Regions from separate parts of the Homo sapiens genome. Here regions 2 and 3 are each linked to region 1. The links are chromatin contacts, found by Hi-C or POLR2A ChIA-PET in ENCODE. All regions are on one chromosome and are shown on one strand. Each heading gives the region's core, a stretch centred on a gene start or an enhancer-like site at or near the end of the contact. The rest is flanking DNA. Distances are from core to core; before and after follow the strand shown. Region 1 holds the start of NSMCE3 (NSE3 component of SMC5/6 complex). Region 2 overlaps TJP1 (tight junction protein 1). Region 3 holds the start of APBA2 (amyloid beta precursor protein binding family A member 2).

Region 1 (4,074 bases), core at 666-3,165:
CCTTTAAAGAGCTCACAACACTAAAGATTTTACATGAAAGGGTCGTGATTGATCAGAGCAAGCAGGCGGTATGTGACAGGGGCTACATGCACCGGTGGTCAGAGAGAAACAGAACAGGGCAGTTCTGTTCTTTATACAATGTTCTTCTATACAATGTCTGGAATCTATGAATAACATCGGTTTCTAAGTTATGAGTTGATTTTTAACTACTGGGTTTAGGCCAGGCAGGCCCAGGCCTGGTTTTGGGCCTGGCGCTGGGCTGCCTGTATTTGGTTTTACTTCCTTGTTGTTTTTTCTTAAAACAGGTACTGAGTATAAAACAATATAAAACAATATGAGACGGTCTCTCTATTCCCTCAATACAACATCCACATCCTGCAGTAGGGACCTTTTGCAGAATTCTAGATGGCAGGAAGCTTCTATGAACCTAAGTCCAGATTTTAATTTGCAAGGAAACTGAAGCAGATGAATTTTCTCATTGTAAAAAAATGAATGCCTTGATAATATATTTGTTTTTCATAGTAGGCCTTTGTCATTAAAATTGATGCCTGAGGATATAGTTGCATCTTGTGTGGAACAGTAAGTTATTACTCATTGCATACCAGATTTTAGCATACTTGCATTAGTTCATGGAATATGATTTTACATTTACTATTGCAGTTCCAGTGCCATTATCAGATTGCATTTTCCTACTGAATTACAAACAAAAGTGTTATGCTACTAACAATTAACAAAATTTTAATAAGGTTGTGTTTGATGCTATTACTCAGATAATGTGTTCTAAATTGCTTTCCTTTGAATATATTTGCATTAAAGAGGAACTCAATTTGGTTCTTTGAAGAGTTTATCCACTTTCTGGGTAGCTTTAAAAAGACACAGGGAAATTCAGTTTCTTCTTTGCAAGTAAATAGAGAAGAAACAAATTTGCTAAGATCTGTAGAAGTCATGGCAGCAGACTGCTGATGGTTTGAGTTAATGAAATGACTCATTTTGGCTACTTGAGTTGCACAATTAAAATATACAGTAGAGACTGTATATCACATCATAGATGAGAGATAAATCCCCCAGTGTTCTCTTTTTTTTCCTCAAAGCTAATATATTATGAATTAAGAAATTTAAGAGCTCCACATTATTGCAATTCTTGATCAGTGATGCCCCAAATTAAGTAGTAATCTCTTGAGAGTGCACGTTTGTTTGCAGCATTCCTCTTACCCATTTCTGCTAAAATTGTGGTTGTGACGAAAGCAGTTGTTTTCCAAAAGATAAACCCATGTGACCAAGCTAAAACATTTACCTAATACTGACACGTTTTTTGTGGTCTTCTCATAGTTGTCTAGCTAAAGGAGTTTAATGCAGAGAATATAAATACGGAAATAGTGAAACTGAAGTCCTGCTTGCGCAGAAAGCCTGCAGCCGACTTTGGTTTTTAACAGACTCCACGGGGCATTAGAGAAAGTAACTGGGGGCAGTGGGATGGAGGGTATGAAATTGGGTGGAGGGACGAAAACTAAGAGCCCTCTGGGTCTTTTATGTCCTTCTACATTTTGTGTAGAAATAAATGTTTTTACTTTACTTCCACGGTCGGCCCTTCCTCTTCACCTTTTTTTTTTCTCACACGTTCATCCTCTGAATTCTTTCCGTTTACAAATGCTCCCGATTTAGAAACTCATAATACTGTCTGTAAAACTTGCCTGAGCCTGTGTGGTCTGAATTTAGCGACACACTTGTTTAGGAGTTTCGGTTCTCGCTCTCTGTTTGCATGGTTTGGTAACAACACTTCACTATACTAAAAATCATCGCCCGGACCTGCAGGGCTGCACGGAAAACGCTGTTCCTTTTGGTACCCGCCGCAGCCGCGCAGGCGCACCGCCCAGCCGCCCTGACGCAAGGCGCAGGCTTCATGACGCAGCACGCAGTCTCAGCCGACACTGCGCGCGCCTCCAGGCACCGGCGTTAGCGGGTCGCCGACCCGCAATCCCCGCCGCGGCTGCTTGCCTACCGGAGTGTGCGCCGGCACCTGCCGCCGGAGACATGTTGCAAAAACCGAGGAACCGGGGCCGCTCTGGCGGCCAGGCCGAGAGGGACAGAGACTGGAGCCATAGCGGAAACCCCGGGGCTTCGCGGGCCGGGGAAGACGCCCGGGTTCTCAGAGACGGCTTTGCCGAGGAGGCCCCGAGCACGTCCCGCGGGCCGGGCGGCTCGCAGGGGTCGCAGGGCCCCTCGCCTCAGGGCGCCCGCCGGGCCCAGGCCGCCCCCGCCGTGGGGCCCAGGAGCCAGAAGCAGCTGGAGCTGAAAGTGTCCGAGCTGGTGCAGTTCTTGCTGATTAAAGACCAGAAGAAGATTCCGATCAAGCGGGCCGACATACTGAAGCACGTCATCGGGGACTACAAGGACATCTTCCCCGACCTCTTCAAACGGGCCGCCGAGCGCCTCCAGTACGTCTTCGGGTATAAGCTGGTGGAACTTGAACCCAAGAGCAACACTTACATCCTCATCAACACCCTGGAGCCTGTGGAGGAGGATGCCGAGATGAGGGGTGACCAAGGCACGCCCACTACGGGCCTCCTGATGATCGTCTTAGGGCTCATCTTTATGAAGGGCAACACCATCAAGGAAACTGAAGCCTGGGACTTTCTGCGGCGCTTAGGGGTCTACCCCACCAAGAAGCATTTAATTTTCGGAGATCCAAAGAAACTCATTACTGAGGACTTTGTGCGACAGCGTTACCTGGAATACCGGCGGATACCCCACACCGACCCCGTCGACTACGAATTCCAGTGGGGCCCGCGAACCAACCTGGAAACCAGCAAGATGAAAGTTCTTAAGTTTGTGGCCAAGGTCCATAATCAAGACCCCAAGGACTGGCCAGCGCAGTACTGTGAGGCTTTGGCAGATGAGGAGAACAGGGCCAGACCTCAGCCTAGTGGCCCAGCTCCATCCTCTTGAAAGGTGGATTCAGAGGGACCCCCGGGACAAGGGTCTGAGACCCAAAGGCACAGTTTAGAGGATTGGGGGAAGGGAGAACGAACCCAGGGAGCATATTGCTGTAAACGCTTCAATGTGTGTAGCTTTAGGATGTGTTTGCAAAGTTTTGTTTTTTTAATGTTGTGTTATTTTGCTCCAGATTTTCATCTATAAACAAAGGAGCATTTGTTTTGATTTTACTCTTTTTGGTATAAAAAATTTTGCTAGCTTAGTAAAACGAATTGGAAAACTTGACTATGATCTGGAACAGATAATGCAAGAAGGAACACATAAGTAAGTTGCTTTGGTGCCAAGAAAATAAAAAAGCTATTATCAGGTCTCCTAACTACCCCAGTTTGTAAGGAAAAATAAAAGTTTTTATAAAATTAAAAAAAATAATTGCCTATATCCTTATTATGTTAACCTATTTTATTTTTCTATATTTCGTACATATATAAGTATTATTCATGGTTCCAAGCAATGAGTGTAATGTATTTTCTCCCAATAGTAATTGTTTATATTCATAATTATTCAGCTCTGCTGCTAAACACGTAGTTCCACTTCGTTTTTTTCTTCTTGCTACTGTAGTTATTACAATAAATACTGTATTTTTGAAGCACTTAAGCATTGTGTGTTTTTTAAATCGTGGGTCATGAGAGAATTTCATGACTGGAAATCAACATCTTAAAGTTTTTGCTACATATTAAGGTCAATGCTGTTTTGTAGAAGTTGTTTCACTTTTGTGTGAAACAAAATCAGGATCATGAGGTGAAATATATTTCTCACTGTGGATCTCAAAAAGGCTTATAAAACAATAGCGTAACCATTAACCATGCCTGTTTGGGAATCGGACTGTCTGGGTTGAGATCCTGGCCCCACCATAACTAGTATATGAATTTACATAGGTTCCTTAGTTTGTATGCAGATGTTTCTTGACCTGTAAAATGGTTTTAGTCCGTGATGTGGAGAATTTTATTTGTTATTCTTTAATGTTTTTATTTTTTATTCTCCTTGGTCTGGAGCTGCCACTTTTTAAATATAACTTTTCTTTATCTTTTTTTCCAAATCATTCCTAGGAGAGCAATTCCTGGTTCAAAAGATAGTCCTCTA
Region 2 (4,074 bases), core at 907-3,406, 470 kb before region 1:
TTCTTAACTGTTTCAAATGAAATATCTGTTTTAACAGGCCCAGCATGAAATTGGTAAAATTCAGAAAAGGAGATAGTGTGGGTTTGCGGCTGGCTGGTGGAAATGATGTTGGAATATTTGTAGCTGGCGTTCTAGAAGATAGCCCTGCAGCCAAGGAAGGCTTAGAGGAAGGTGATCAAATTCTCAGGGTATGTCAGTATTGCAACTTATGTGGGTTAAAAAGTATTTGGATCACCAGAAAAAGGTATCAAACAACAAGCTTACTATTGTAATTAGATTGTAATCTGTAAGCAGTCTCCATTGAGCCAGTTAAACTTTGAAAGTCAAAATCCATCAGGTCTACCTTATGCTGGACTTCTCACTTCCCATTCTTGTATCTTGCTCTTGTTTACTGCTATATTTTGTGTTAGTAAAGAATGTAACATTTCATTTCTACCACTCGTGTTCATGGAAATAAAAGAAAATAAGTCTTATATCCCGATGATAATATCTACCAGGTAGTCTTTGGAAGTTCAACTAAACATTCAGACTGGCAGGACTCTGCCATGGGCCACAACTTGGCAGCAAGCAACATCAAGTGTTCCTCTCCCATATGAGTCATCTTGAAGCAATCCACACAACCTCTGGGACCTTTTTAACCCCAGATAATGGCTCAGACACAGGGAGATGGAATTCACATCAAAGGCAAATGTGTAAGCTGCCTGGCTTTGAAACTTCATACTCCACAAGAGACAGGATTAGTTACACAAATCAGGAAAGCCCAGGTTAGATGCAGAGTATCAGTAGAGTCTATAGAGTCCTCCCTTCCTTCCCCATAAACGGTTTCACCTAGTGACATAGTACCATCTTAATCTGTCTCCTGTTTCTTTTTAAAATATCCAAACCTCCATTTGATTTGCTAGATTAAACTATGTCCCATTTTAATCAGAAGGTATCTGTCCATTGTGAGCTCCTACATTTATTCTGCTTCTCTACCACAAAGTCTTTGCCGTGGCCTCTCTATTCTGGTCTCTTTCTGTACTCAGCCTGCCTCTTGCCAGTGTCCTGGATTCAGCCTCCTGTCTGCTCCAGAATCTTGTAGCTTTGTTCACTTTCTTGTCTTTCTCTCTCCACTGGTTCTTCATCTATCTTCCACTGTCTTATTTGTCCTTTTTTGCTGTTTAACTTGTTGAAGGATGTGGTTGAGGCCCTTGCCTGTTTTCTTTTCAATCATTGTGGTCATACAGTTTTGCAGCCTGGCTTCCACCTTCACCACACTGAAGCTCAGTTTTCAATAAGCCATTGCTGAGTTAATGTCATCCTCAAGCCTCATTTTCCTTTATTTTTTAGCAGCGTTTTGACTGTCTTAATCTTTTTTGAAGTACTTTTTTCCTTAGATTCCATAATACTGCCATTCTGGTACATTTTTTTATTCTTTTCCTGCCTCTTTACTGATACTTTTAAAACTTGGAGAATGTTGGTAACTCTCTGCTTCTCTTGCTACACTGCCTCTTTCTTGGGTTTGGTTGCTCAAGTGAGCAGCTCGTAATCAAAGTCTTTTCACTTAGCAATTTCCTGAGCTCTGTCATTTTCTCATTGAATCCTCCTCCTTTTCCCTTCAAACTTAGCATGTCAAAAAGTCAAGGCATCATGGTGACTTCAGACCTATTTCCATCTGATCTGATATGGTCATTCTTTCTGATGATGTTTACATTGTTGTCAATCAAGTTAGGTCAAAAACATTTAAATACAACATGTATAATAACGTTCACTATACCAAGGAAAGTAAAGAGACCTATTTTCTTACCCATCTCTTAACCCTGTTTTGAAGTAATCAGGGCATACATTTTTTTAAACGTTTCTTTCTTTTTTTTTTTTTTTTTTCCTTGAGACAGCGCCTCACTGTCACCCAGGCTGGAATGCAGTGGTGTGATCACGGCTCACTGCAGCCTTAAACACCTAGGCTCAAACATTCTTCCCCTCAGCCTCCTGAGTAGCTGGGACCACAGGCATTAGCCACCACACGTGGCAAATTTTTGTATTTTTTGTAGAGGCAGGGTTTCACCACGTGGCCCAGACTGGTCTCAAATTCCTGGGTTCAAGCAGTCCACCTACTTTGGCCTCCCAGAGTGCTGGGATTACAGACATGAGTCACTGCGCCTGGCTAAAAAATGTTTCTTAATAGTTCACTTTTGTTTTGTATCATAAAAGTAAGTGGTGCGTGTCAGGTTTTTTTGTTTCTAGGGTTTTTTTTTTTCTTTTTTAATCTGGAAAATTTCCAAAAGGTGGAAAGAAGAAAACCTGCCTGTAATCCTGCACACAGTCACTGGTGACATTTTAATAAGTTCATTTTGGCATTTAGAAGCTTCTAATAGAAGTAAATATTAACTTGGCAAACACTGAGCCTGCATTACACAGATGCTCTTACAGGGTTGCTACAGTGCAGATTGTCTTTTTAGTCCCATTTTCTTTTGATTTTTTTTCTCAGCAACTTGTAAAAAGTTACCTTTTTTCATCTAAACTGGTTAAATTTTACACAGATCTTTAATGTCAGGACACACTGAATACTATTTAAATAAATTTATACCTTTAACTCACTTTATTTGTTTCTGTTTTTTTAAAATTAGAGTGTATTCTTTTCTCCAAAGTAAAATAAAGTTTTTGGTCTTAAAAGATGTGATATTTTCGGCCGGGTGTGGTGACTCATGCCTGTAGTCCCAGCACTTTAGGAGACCAAAGCGGGCGGATCACCTGAGGTCAGGAGTTTGAGACCAACCTGCCCAACATGGTGAAACCCCATCTCTACTAAAAATATAAAAAAATTAGCTGGGTGTGGTGGTGGGCACCTGCAATCCCAGCTACTCGGGAGGCTGAGGCAGGAGAATCACTTGAACCTGGGAGGTGGAGGTTGCAGTGAGCTGAGATCGTGCCATTGCACTCCAGCCTGGGCGACAGAGCGAGACTCTGTCTCAAAAAAAAAAAAAGATGTGATATTTTCAAATTAGGTAGACTGAGAGTATCTGTGTCCTGCGTATGTTATTTTCATATTCTTAAACAGCCAAGAATGATTTATGAAATCTTATTTATTAGGTAAACAACGTAGATTTTACAAATATCATAAGAGAAGAAGCCGTCCTTTTCCTGCTTGACCTCCCTAAAGGAGAAGAAGTGACCATATTGGCTCAGAAGAAGAAGGATGGTGAGATGCTGTCAGAAAATGGAGGAGATAAACCTGTAGAGTTTGAGGACTTACAAAGGGATTTATTCCATTTTTAAAAAATAAGTCACTCATAGTTGAGTGATGAATGAATTTGTTAATCTCAAAGAAAGTTATGTAATTCTAAGTCATTTAGGAGCACAGAATTTCAGATGATTCTCATTAGCAGAGCATGCTAATAGGACTAACCTTTATAGTATTCTAATTTAAATAAAATGCCATCCAACCCTTTACAAGTGATAGAAAGTGTTGATTTATTAGCCATCAGAACCATACAAAAGTATATATGAGCAGCTTTCAGATTTTGTACTGATGTTTCTAAGCAATACACTCAGATGTTTATTAGCATTAATTCAAGAGAAAACTCCATTTTTTCTGTGATACAATTTTCACTTAGAGCCAGGTTTCTCAGCCTTGGCACTGTTGACATTTTGGACCAAATAATGTGGTTTTAGGGGCTGTCCTGTGTATTGTGGATGTTTAGGGGCATTCCTAGCCTCTGCTCACTAGATGAGATGCCACTAGCACACACCCCTTACCCTTTCAGTACACAGATGGGGCAGTCAAAACTGCATATTGGCAAATGTCCAATGTTGGATGGCGAGGGATAAAATTACCTTTATTTGAGAACTGCTGATTTAGATATGGAAATGTCTATAATGTTTGCAGATAAGTTAGATGATATAATAGAAAACAAGCATGTGGCTTTTGACAAGTTACTTGATGTATTTTCTGCATCAGTTTCCTCATCTGCAAAATGGAAGTACTAAGAGTTTCAATTCTTACAGTGATGAATACATGAAATAATACAGTACCTGGCACATAGTAAGAATTTGTTGGATATTATTATTGATATTATCATAGCATCTTTACATAAT
Region 3 (4,074 bases), core at 441-2,940, 380 kb after region 1:
GATCCTAAGCTCAGGAGACCCTCTCCAGCCCAGGCTGCAGGGGGAAGCAGCCCCCACGGTCACCCAGGAATCAGCACAGAGGGCAGGGCATCCTGGACGCCCTGGACTGGGAAACCCAGATCCTGTCCCCTGCGTAGTGGCGACACACAGGAGAAACCCCTGCCTCACCTCATTGGAGGGACCCTGACCCAGAGGCCTGAGAAAAAGCCACCTGCAGGCTCCTGGCACCTGCCAACCTGCACCTTAGGAAAACTCGTCCCACTTCAACCTGCAAAGCTCTCGGGTCATTATTTCTAAAATCACTGTCCTTTCTCAAAGAGGAAGGAAAACAGAAAAATAAAACAAAAACAAAAACAGAAAGAGGCACAGGAGGTTGAAGAGGCCAGAGGCAGTTTAGCCCAAAAACAGTGCCAGACGCAAGATGCCGAGTTCGGGGTGCCTCACCCTCCACATGCCCATTTAGGAGCTGACTGCACTCAACCACAGATTTATGTCTGGTGCCTGCCAGGTCGTATCTGAATAGATCTGAAAAATTAAGCCTTCCTTCTGCCAGTAAATACGAAGTTAAGACTAGCAGGCCCCTCTAAGGCTCTGCTCTCCACGGCGGTCCTCGGCAGGCGTCGGAGAAAGGAAGTTCGCCCCCTCCCCGCCTGGGCACACCGAGGCCCGCTGCCCGGCCCATGGCGCCCTGCTTGGGGACCGGGGGCCTCGATGTTCTCCTTCACCATCTGCAGCCAGATCTCCCGCCAGCAGCCTTGCCAGGCAGTGCCTGCCATGGGGAAGGGGCCAGGCCGAGGGGCAGGTCCGCGCCGTGCCCCCAACCGGGCACCTGCAGCCCAGGAGCAACGGGGTGTGGGGTTTTGAATTGATAAGTTTTCCCCTCTGGGCCTTATTATAAAGGGAAAGGGAAGGGGGCGAAGATCTGGGCTTGGGTTCTCTGGGGGCAGCGAACCCAGAGGCGACCCCAAACTCAGTAGTTGCCGCCCGGCACGGGGACTTGATGCCGGTGCCAAGCAGCCCGGCCAGCCCGGCAGGAGTCGAGCGGACAGCCCCGCCACACAGCGCCTCTTGTCCGCGCCGGGTGGCCCCTTGCCGCGGTGCCCCCCGCGCGGGATGCGAGAGCCGCCGCCTGGTCCCCGCCCCGCCCGCCCACCCGTCGTGGGAGGGGGAAGCGGCCGGTCAGAGAGGAGTGGGGCCGCCGGGCTGTACCCCCATATCCCAGCGGCGGCCGCCCCGCAGCCACGCTGAGTCGGGAGGGCAGCGCTCTGGAGCGCTCGGGCCGCAACCTCCGCGCCGCCCCCCACGCGTCCGGGTCCTCGCGGCGCCCCGGGCGGCCCCAGGCTGCCGCCGCCGGCAAGTCAGGCAGCCCAGGTTCCCCAGCTTACCTGGCCAGGGCGCTGGGCTGCCCGGGTACGCCGCCGTCCCCGCCCCGCTGCCGCCGGCTCAGTCCGCGAGGCCGAGCTCTTTGTGAGCCCGCGCCGAGCCGCACACCGCGACTGCTAATGAGCCCGGGAAGCTGAATAGCTTCCCGAATAGCGGCGGGCGCGCCCCGGACGCAGCGTACGGCACGCAGGGCCGCCTCTGCCGGGCGCACGCGGCGCGGCTGCGGGGCGCATCCCGCACCGGCCTGCGGCTGCCGGGCCTGCGCCCCCGCCCCGGCCGCTTCCGCCTCACCCGCGCCGGGCACACTGGGGCCGGAAAACGATTCCCGGCTAGATCGCGCGCCGTGAAGAGAGGGAAGACAAAGATGCGTCCGTGCCGGGCGTGCGCGAGGTCCTGCGCCCCCTGGCCCCGGCGCTGGGACAGTCTGCAGGGCAGGAGGGTGCACTCGGGACCCCGGGTCCCCCCGGGCCGGTCTCCGGGATCGGGGCTGGGACCCAGGCGCTGGAAGGCGCGGCGCCCCGAACGCCCCGGGCCCTGGGGAGCACACAGATTCCCGGGCGTGCCCCGGCCGTGCTGGCTGGGGAGCTGCAGGGGTCTGGTCCCGCAGGTAGAGCCAGTGAACGCGAGGCTCCGCAGGTAGAGCCGGTGAACGCGAGGCTCCGCACCTTGCCCCGGCCGCCGCGCCCTGCTTGCTCGGCCCCGCGCAGCTGTAATGGGGGACCCTAGAGCGAAGAACCCTCGAGCGAAGAACTCTCGGGGATCGCGGCCTCCGAAGGCCCCATCCGGCAGAGGAGGCCCCCTGCTGCCTCCCCACCGCAGCTCCCCTAGGCGCATGCTGGACTCCCAAGTCTTCCCTGGCGGTCCCCGGTAACCATCCCAGCACCCCGTTTCTGATACTCTGTGCTGCTTTAGCCCCCAGCCCCAGGGCCTCACTCCAGGGCTTTCTCTCCTTGCTGTCCTAAATGGAGAGAACCCTGACCTCCGCGGGGCCCTGGGGAGCGTACACTCCTAGACACTCACATGCATCCCCAGGGGAGCCAGTCTTCCGCCCCTACAGCGCGAGAAATGCCCTGGAGGCCCTCGAAGGTCGTGCTGGAGACTCCGGTGTCACCTTTGGCCCTCTGGCCCTTTCACTGAGTCCCAGGCAGATGTGATGAGCCATGGGAGATGCACAGGATGCCTTGTCTGGGCAGAGCGGGGGCTCAGGGGCCTCCCTCCCCCCAAATCGTGGTGATTTGCCCTCGTTTTCTTTTCTCCTGTGGCTGGATTAGGCGAAGCTGTGGCATGGGAAGTTCTGCCCAGGTCAGAAGGCACAGAAGGGCAGGGGGACTTGGGAGTGAGGACAGCGCATCTTCCTGCTGCCCTGAGGGCCCGAGCTGAGACCCTAAGGAGAAGGGGCTGGGGGAAGCCGAATCCTGAGATGGACTAGGGTTAGATACACTGTGGACTTGGCCTCTCCACACCCTGCCCCCACCAAACATTCACAGGTTTCCAGGGCCAGAGCCGCCAGTGGGGGCTGCTCCTGGTAGGGGAGCTTTGTAGCCACAGGGCCAAACAAAGGGGCAAAGGCCAGGGCAGGCCAACGAGGTTCCTGACCTATGCCCCTCCGTACTCAGATGAGCACACCTTCACTGTCTACTTTCCACCTGCATAGACATTCTGCTTACCTGGCTAACACAAAGTTCATCCAGCCTCCTGTGGCCCAGCCTTTCACCAATGCCAATAGTGGGAAGCAACAATTAAGAAGAAGTGATTCTGAGAAGATAAATGCAGTCATCTTCTTGCCTTACTGTTATGTGGTCACATCCCATAGGAAACCAGACACCTGTGCCTGAAGCTGATCCACACAACACCCCCCACCTCCTCAAACCCCCACCCCCATCTGTGTGAACGTGTGTGGGCCGGTAAGTTGCATGCTGTTCCTTCAACAGCCTCCCTTGAGATCTTCCCATGAGCAGGCTCTGGGCCAGTCACTGGAAATTAAACCCCATCGCAGCACCCGGGAGTGATAGTGGCTGAAGTCCTCAGTCCACAAGATGAAAGGTATAGGCCTAGGGCCAAGAACAGTGGCTCCCACCTATAATCCCAATACTTTGGGAAGCTGAAGCAGGAGGCTCGCTTGAGCCCAGGAGTTCAAGACTGCAGTGAGTTGTGATCGTGCCACTGCACTCCAGCCTTGGTGACAGAACAAGACCCTATCATTTTAAAAAATGAAATAAATTAAATAAATTTAAAAATAAAGGTACAGGCCTGCCCCCAGCCTCACTCAGGACTCCTAAATCTGGTGAGCTTGAGCCAACTGCCAGTATTCAGAGAATTTTTGAAGAATCATTAGGACAAACAGTTAGTGCATGTGAGGCTTAAAACCTAGATGACAGGTTGATAGGTGCAGCAGACCACCATGGCACACATATACCCATGTAACAAACCTACACGTTCTGTACTTGTATCTGGGAACTTAAAATTTTAAATTTAAAAAAAAAAAGTATCTTGGAATGGGAAAGGCCTTTCTAAGTATGCAACAAAATCAAAAAGTGGTAACAAAAAAACAGCTAAGTTTGACTTCAAAGAAACTCTGGCATGGCAATCACTACCATAAGCAAAGTCTACAACAAAGGGGAAAAAATTATTTGCAATTCATATCACAAGCAGCTAATTTCCCTAACACATAGATAGCATCTAGAAATTGAT

What was found. A loop is a pair of places that touch in the nucleus more often than their neighbours do. ChIA-PET counts read pairs that join two places held with the same protein, here RNA polymerase II (POLR2A). Pooled maps may share reads with other maps.
Region 2: a map with no recorded cell type shows a loop between it and region 1 (10-fold over the local background). The contact joins the enhancer-like site here to the promoter of NSMCE3 in region 1. A Hi-C loop is called at or near these places in 1 of 168 maps with a recorded cell type or tissue (OCI-LY7), 1 of 37 single-sample maps with no recorded cell type and 5 of 50 pooled maps.
Region 3: a map of naive thymus-derived CD4-positive, alpha-beta T cell shows a loop between it and region 1 (4-fold over the local background). The contact joins the promoter of APBA2 here to the promoter of NSMCE3 in region 1. A Hi-C loop is called at or near these places in 2 of 168 maps with a recorded cell type or tissue (CD4-positive, alpha-beta T cell and naive thymus-derived CD4-positive, alpha-beta T cell) and 7 of 50 pooled maps. POLR2A ChIA-PET finds 5 or more read pairs at or near these places in 2 of 52 experiments (CD4-positive, alpha-beta T cell and naive thymus-derived CD4-positive, alpha-beta T cell).

Annotation. Positions count from the first base shown.
Region 1 is chr15:29,267,663-29,271,736 of GRCh38, reverse strand. It overlaps NSMCE3 (NSE3 component of SMC5/6 complex), which reads left to right and starts at 1,915. Exons shown (of 1, transcript NM_138704.4): 1 at 1,915-4,074. The coding sequence starts at 2,032. The coding sequence ends at 2,946. All of the region lies in intron 2 of ENTREP2 (endosomal transmembrane epsin interactor 2), which reads left to right. RefSeq lists enhancers at 1,619-2,118, 2,119-2,620.
Region 2 is chr15:29,733,378-29,737,451 of GRCh38, reverse strand. TJP1 (tight junction protein 1) reads left to right here. Exons shown (of 28, transcript NM_001330239.4): 11 at 38-188; 12 at 3,070-3,178. Among named protein-coding and RNA genes, the nearest start is that of LCIIAR, 60 kb to the right of the region's middle. Within about 2 kb of position 2,156, at least 4 of the 41 ENCODE cell types and tissues checked have a DNase peak (open chromatin) inside an H3K27ac peak, as active enhancers do.
Region 3 is chr15:28,883,590-28,887,663 of GRCh38, reverse strand. APBA2 (amyloid beta precursor protein binding family A member 2) reads right to left here and starts at 1,690. Exons shown (of 15, transcript NM_001353788.2): 1 at 1,386-1,690.